Regions from separate parts of the Homo sapiens genome. Here region 2 is linked to region 1. The links are chromatin loops, found by intact Hi-C in ENCODE. Cell type or tissue: K562. All regions are shown on one strand. Each heading gives the region's core, and the rest is flanking DNA. Links, peaks and the distances in the headings are about the cores only. Region 1 overlaps LSAMP (limbic system associated membrane protein). Region 2 overlaps LSAMP (limbic system associated membrane protein).

What was found. A loop is a pair of places that touch in the nucleus more often than their neighbours do. Peaks named below come from ENCODE experiments on the same cell type or tissue, not always from the same donor. Only the 100,000 strongest peaks of a DNase experiment are listed, where the experiment ranks them.
Region 2: it touches region 1 in a loop (4-fold over the local background); 2 of 110 quality-filtered maps call a loop at or near these places.

Annotation. Positions count from the first base shown.
Region 1 is chr3:116,038,428-116,041,345 of GRCh38, forward strand. The region is part of intron 2 of LSAMP (limbic system associated membrane protein); the gene reads right to left. The region is part of intron 2 of LOC124906269 (a long non-coding RNA gene); the gene reads left to right. Among named protein-coding and RNA genes, the nearest start is that of SNORD155, 130 kb to the left of the region's middle. In K562, for the core only: no CTCF peak of the experiment used is centred there; a DNase peak (open chromatin) is centred at 1,294; H3K4me3 peaks cover 401 bases.
Region 2 is chr3:115,985,073-115,987,990 of GRCh38, forward strand. The region is part of intron 3 of LSAMP (limbic system associated membrane protein); the gene reads right to left. All of the region lies in intron 1 of LOC124906269 (a long non-coding RNA gene), which reads left to right. Among named protein-coding and RNA genes, the nearest start is that of SNORD155, 81 kb to the left of the region's middle. In K562, for the core only: a CTCF peak has its summit at 1,684 (motif pointing right); a DNase peak (open chromatin) is centred at 1,659.

The sequences.
Region 1 (2,918 bases), core at 162-2,661:
CTCTCTGGACATACACTTTTGGGAGGTAACAGGTGACCAGCAACTTTTATTTACTTGAATCTGTAACATCTCTGTAGAGAAAACTAAAGCATTAAATAGGATTTATTTCTTGAACCGTGGAATGCCTTGAATACTTTCTTTTTATTTCTAATTCCTTTGCTCTCAGATGAGAGCTCTCTCCCCTTCTCTGAGATGTATGCTATATATATACACCCGCCTCTCATTCTGAGATACACACTACAGTCACTTAGCACTTCCTCTTTTAATTGAAGGCTGTTCATTTGGCTGGCCTAAAGTAAGAGAGAGAAGTGCAAGTCAGAAAGACCACGAAGGGCAACAGAATAGAAATATTGCTCAAATGCTTGTCATTTTCTGCATGTTATAAGACAAAAGACTGAGATCTTCCCTTATATTGGGTAAGAGTTATAGTTGATTGAGAAACCACAATTGAATAATGTTTCTTTTGTGCAAATAAAAATACCAACCTTAAGGCAGCATTAGAATACTTTGCATAGCATTTACTTCAGGTTTTCATGAGAGAGGGAGGATAAAAACAACCTATATTTGATGCAGTTCCAAGGTCTTTCTTTTTTTCCCTGCCAGTGTTTGCAATAGCCTATATTTAAATGTATAGAGGTGTCTTCAGAGAACCACAGGCATAGAGAATTAGAAGTCTGTAACTGGAAGCATCTTTCAGGGTTGAGAAATGTAAGCTATTGTGAAAGCTCAACAATACATGTTGAAACAAATCTTTTGGAAATGATTGAATTGAATGTTTTCACATAAGCAAATCTACATTTGTCATTCTGAATTCTTTTTATGGAAAGATGGTGTTTCCCCCTCCTGTTTAGGTAATTAAAACTAGTCACTTGATGATCATTCATTATCAAACATTTCTGCACATGGCAAAAAATGCTTTGGGGATGAGACCCTGCTTATACAATTTCATCCATCAAAGGAAGTCTTTCTCCAGAAGCTATTATTCACTCTGTGAGAGTACATTTAAAAGCATTACTTCACACCTAAGTAACGTGTTAACAGCACAGAGTGTCTCTCCCTTGGTGGCTAGGCTCCAGTGCCTGTATTTTATGGAGGCACCATGCACCATCTTGAAAAGCTGGACAGCTTCCAGTAGCATTAGGGTTTGGAGGAAGAGCTGTTGCTCCTTAGAACTTTACTTCTCTTGGGAATATTATTGTTTCAATTTATTTTAATGCAATGAGTGGGAGAGAAGGTGGGAATAAAATGCCTACACAGAAGCCTCTATCTAACAGTCCTGCTGGGTGGGGCATTACAAAGAGAGGCCACAGGAAAACCTTTGAGAGTTTGGAGCCTGCTGCGTGAGAGAGATAAAAGTAGAAACAGCAAATTGGCTGCAATACGAATGGCAGGTGCATTTGTTCACTGGAGGCAAGTTTGGCAATTTAGTTTTCAATGACCAGCTTGTCTCTTTAAGGTTCACCTTTCAAAGTCCTCCTTTTTGCCCTCAACATACATCGCTAAAGCCCTGTCTCATCTTGAGTCCCCACGCTCCAGGTAACAGCAGCTCTTTACTCTGCCTCTCTTTGGGGGGGGAAAAAAACTGGTCCCCTTTTCTACTTACTGGGAGTGGAATTAAACAGAAGGCAATGGAAAGCTCGCTGAAGCACAGTGCACAGTAGAATGACATACCCAAAGAGAAAGCAAATTCCTGTTATGTGTGGATAGTTTTATCCTTCCTGGGTAAACACAGTTGAGGGGAGGGGAACTCTCAGGCAAAACACTATGATTCTGACCTCACTCCAGTATTTCTATAGATGGAAGAAAATTCAATGCGTATGTTCCCACTGCCAGAATGGGACTTAAGAGACACAGGTCAAGGGAGAAGAATTCAGAATGGAAAGCTGATGAGAGCAATCTGTCTTCGCTGAAAGGAGATGAAGGGAGGTGACAGTTGTCCAACGGTCTCAGATAAGCAAGGAGAAATGACTGCTATCTGTGTAGAGCTCATCTGGACAAAAAAACTACATTCATTTTTCCCTCTACATAAAGCACACATAACCTTGAAATGCACATGCTCTACATGCCATCTCTTGTTTATTTGTGTACCCACCATTCTTATTCCATTGGTTGTTTCTCACTTCTGTATTTCTGCCATTATTAACTGCCCTAGCAATTCCACAAAAGAAGTGAACATAATCTCAAATAAAATTGTGATAACACCGTTTGGAATACCTTTGATGGAATGTAGGTGGCCATGGAGGAGTCTCCCAAGGCAGCTTCATGTTAGGAAACCTGAAGTGGCTAGAGTAAATGAGGTCACTTTTCTTTTCTTCTCTTTCTTCCTTTTTTTTCTTTTAAGAGACAGGGTCTTACTCTGCTGCCTAGGCTGAAGTGCAGTGGCTCATGCCTGCTGCAGCCTCAAATCTCTGGACTAAAGCAATCCTTCTGAGTTGCTAGAACTACAGATACATGCCGCCATGCCTGGCTAATTTGTTTTCTTAATTTAATTGTATTTATTTATTTACTTTTTTGGAGACAGGGTCTCACTCTGTCACCTAGGCTAGAGTGCTGTGGTGTGATTACAGCTCACTATAGCCTCAACCTCCTGGGCTCAAGTGAGCATCCCGCCTCAGCTTCCAGAGTAGCTGGGACCATAGGTGTGAGCCGCCACACCTGGATAAGTTTTAAACTTTTTGTAGAAATTGGGTCTCACTATATTGCCCAGCCTGGTCTCAAACTACTGGCCTCAAGTAATCTTCCTGCTTCGGCCTCCCAAAGTGCTGGGATTATAGGCATGAGCCACCATGCCTGATCCTACATATTTTTAAGGCCCATATTAGCCAACAAAATGGTGAATTGATTCTGAGGAACAATCAAAAGAAGAATATATAACAAATAAGTGATTTCTGAATTGCACAGTTGCTTGTTAATGAACA
Region 2 (2,918 bases), core at 296-2,795, 53 kb before region 1:
TTTTATTTAGACTACTATGCTCAAACAGGTATTTTACAGAGGAAATTCTGGTCACTTTACAGAGGAAGGATTTATTGCAAGAAAGCCTGGAAATAAGAAACATTTAGGATAATTTAACATTTATTGTGATAGCTATTATTAAATATCCTAGCTAATAAAAAATCAGTACCAAAGCGTTGCTGGAACAAAAATACAAAATGGAATATTGGCTTAGTGGTTAATTAGTGAGCAAAGTGAAAGGTTGGTGGCCAGTTAAGAACTAGATACATGATCTATGATATGAAGCAGCAAAATATTTGGTAAAATTGTCACCTCTATTAACTTGTGAGTTAGGCTACATGCTTAACCGAGTAAGCAGATTGAAAAGAAGTTCAAAAACTTTGCATTTGCTACTATTGGCTGCCTGTGGAAAACAGCCTCAAAGATAATCCCCAGTGATTCTCGCCTCCTGATGCTCATACCTCGTACCCATGTTATCCTACAGTTGGTATGAGTGACCAATATCATATGGCATATCACTTTCAAGGTTAGGTCACAAAAGACTGTGGCTTTGGTTTTGGCTGTTGTTATGCTCACTCACTGGCTTTCACTGTTTTGGGATAACAGATGCCCAAGGAAACCCCATTATGAGAAGCCCTGGGGCTTTTCTACTGGAAGTCCCACATGGTGAGGAACTGAAGACCCTTGCCAACATCTACAACCATGTAGGTGAACTTGGAAGTAGACTCTCAGTGCCAGTCAGTTCTTCGCAGACTGTAGCCACAGCTGACGGTTTGGTTGCAATCTCATGAGACTCTGAGGCAGAGCCACCCAGCTAAACTGCTCCTGGCTTTCCAGCCCACAGAAATTGTGAGATAATAAATGTTTGTTGTTTCAAGCTGCTAACTTTTCGATCGATTTGTTACCCAACAATATATAACGAATACAACTGCTTTTGGAAGAGATGATCAAAGGAGAGAATTGCCAAGTTTGCAAGTAGAAAAAAAAGAAGAGTCCAAAAGTTTGGGGCTTTGAAGGGTTAAAAAAGCCAACTGCTTCTTGATCTCAAATGGTAACAGGTGGAATTTTAAAAGACTTAGAATGACAAAGGGCCAATGAAACCTCTTAGTTGATAAAAGAAACTTAGGGCAAGGACCATATTAAGGGTGGGGCTCAAGGTAGCTACAATTAGTTGGCTGGAGAAGGAATGTAGGGGTTAGAAAGCAAAAGAAATAAAACATGCTTGAGAGCTATTTGAGTTAACTGAGTTCAAAAGAACATTGAGCATAGTTAGCACGAGTTGCTGACTAGAAGCAAATAGATTAGAAGCCTACTAAAACACATTTCACCAGTATATCTTAGGGATACATATATCACCAAAAAAATAATGAGCCCAGACTAAGAAAGCCAGAATTTCTGGGAAAAACATATGCTTTTTGAATTTTTATTTAATTGAGAAATTGGCTGAAGAATTTGCTTTCTTTTTAAACCCTGGGCCACCACGAGAAGAATGTGAACTGAAAAAGTTGTGCAGCCCCTAAGGAAAGCATATTTCCAAATACCCACTTCAGATGTGATTAAGGAAATAGTAGGTGAGTGATCATCTCTACCCCTAGATGGCAGATCCAGGAGCCACTGGAAAAAAAAAGAGGGGGGTGGGGGCAGTGAGGAAGAACACAAAATCAGAAGCTCAGCAACAATCATATCTCACCACTAGGTGGGAGGAGGGAGTTTTCATAACACCCAGTGGAATTTTGGAATTGCTTTGGACCAATGACTAATGTTTCTCCCATTTATACCTTTTTCCCAGGGAGCCTCATTCCATTTCTCTTCTATCATTTTATATTAGGCATATATGTGATGAAGAGGGGAGGAGACAGATAGCTTATCCTTTTATTTCCTTAATTGCTGGACTAAGAGGAAAAATATCTGAACCTCATGAGCAAGGCTGTGTATTTTGGTAAGACTGTGGAACTGGAGGTGTCTGCAGTTACTGGGTTTTCTCCCTTAGGGAGAAGGGGACAGTATGCTATGTGAAAAAGGAAGTATATGGCTCTCTGGAGGTCAGAGCGCTGACTGCGACAGAAAAAAAATGTTTTGTATTTACCATACCTCATTTCATTTTCTTCTTCCTGATCACAAACAAGATCACATTTCTAAGCCTCCCCTGTGGTTAGTCTCTCCCATAAGAATGAGTTCTAGCCAGTGAATTGTGAGTGGAAGTGAAACATGTTTCTTCTGGTTGAGGAAGTTATGAGCTAGTGCCTTTCCTGTTCTTTCCCTCTTCCCCCTTCACAGTGACCTTGGAGGCCATGTTTTTCCAATGGCAGAGCTGCAAGTTAGAGAAGAATGATACATACAGGACTGCAATGTAAAGGAGGAATACACTTTTATTGTTTTAAACAATATTCGTTTAACCTTGTGTTATTGAGATTTCAGGAACTACAGTGGCAGCTGGGATTATCCCAATTAATTTAGATCCCTTTCCCTTCACTTCTCCACATTATATAAGAACAGTAAAATGTCTACTAAATAAGTAACACTGTTTAGGTCAACATCTTCAAAGTTTAGAAAACATTTATCAGATAGAATGTAGTTTTACAAGGTTTCATGTATAGAATGGTTTATGATGTGTGAATTCATGTATATGCTACCAGATGATTACGAATTAGGACTTATTGTATATACTGAATTCTGGACCACACATCCAAATTATACCTCTGATATAGGACCTTTAATGCAAGCATATTTTGCAGTCAGGAGAAAATTCTTGAATATAAGATTTGCTATTTAAAAATTGCATGGAATGACTTCCTATCATTTCACAGCTAAAGTTCTTCAAACTCTTCAAATTCATCCAGCAGGTCAGATTTCTTTCCTTCTAAGTTTTAGGTACATAAGGACAATTTTATAAACTATATGTAGGTGATTTATATAAA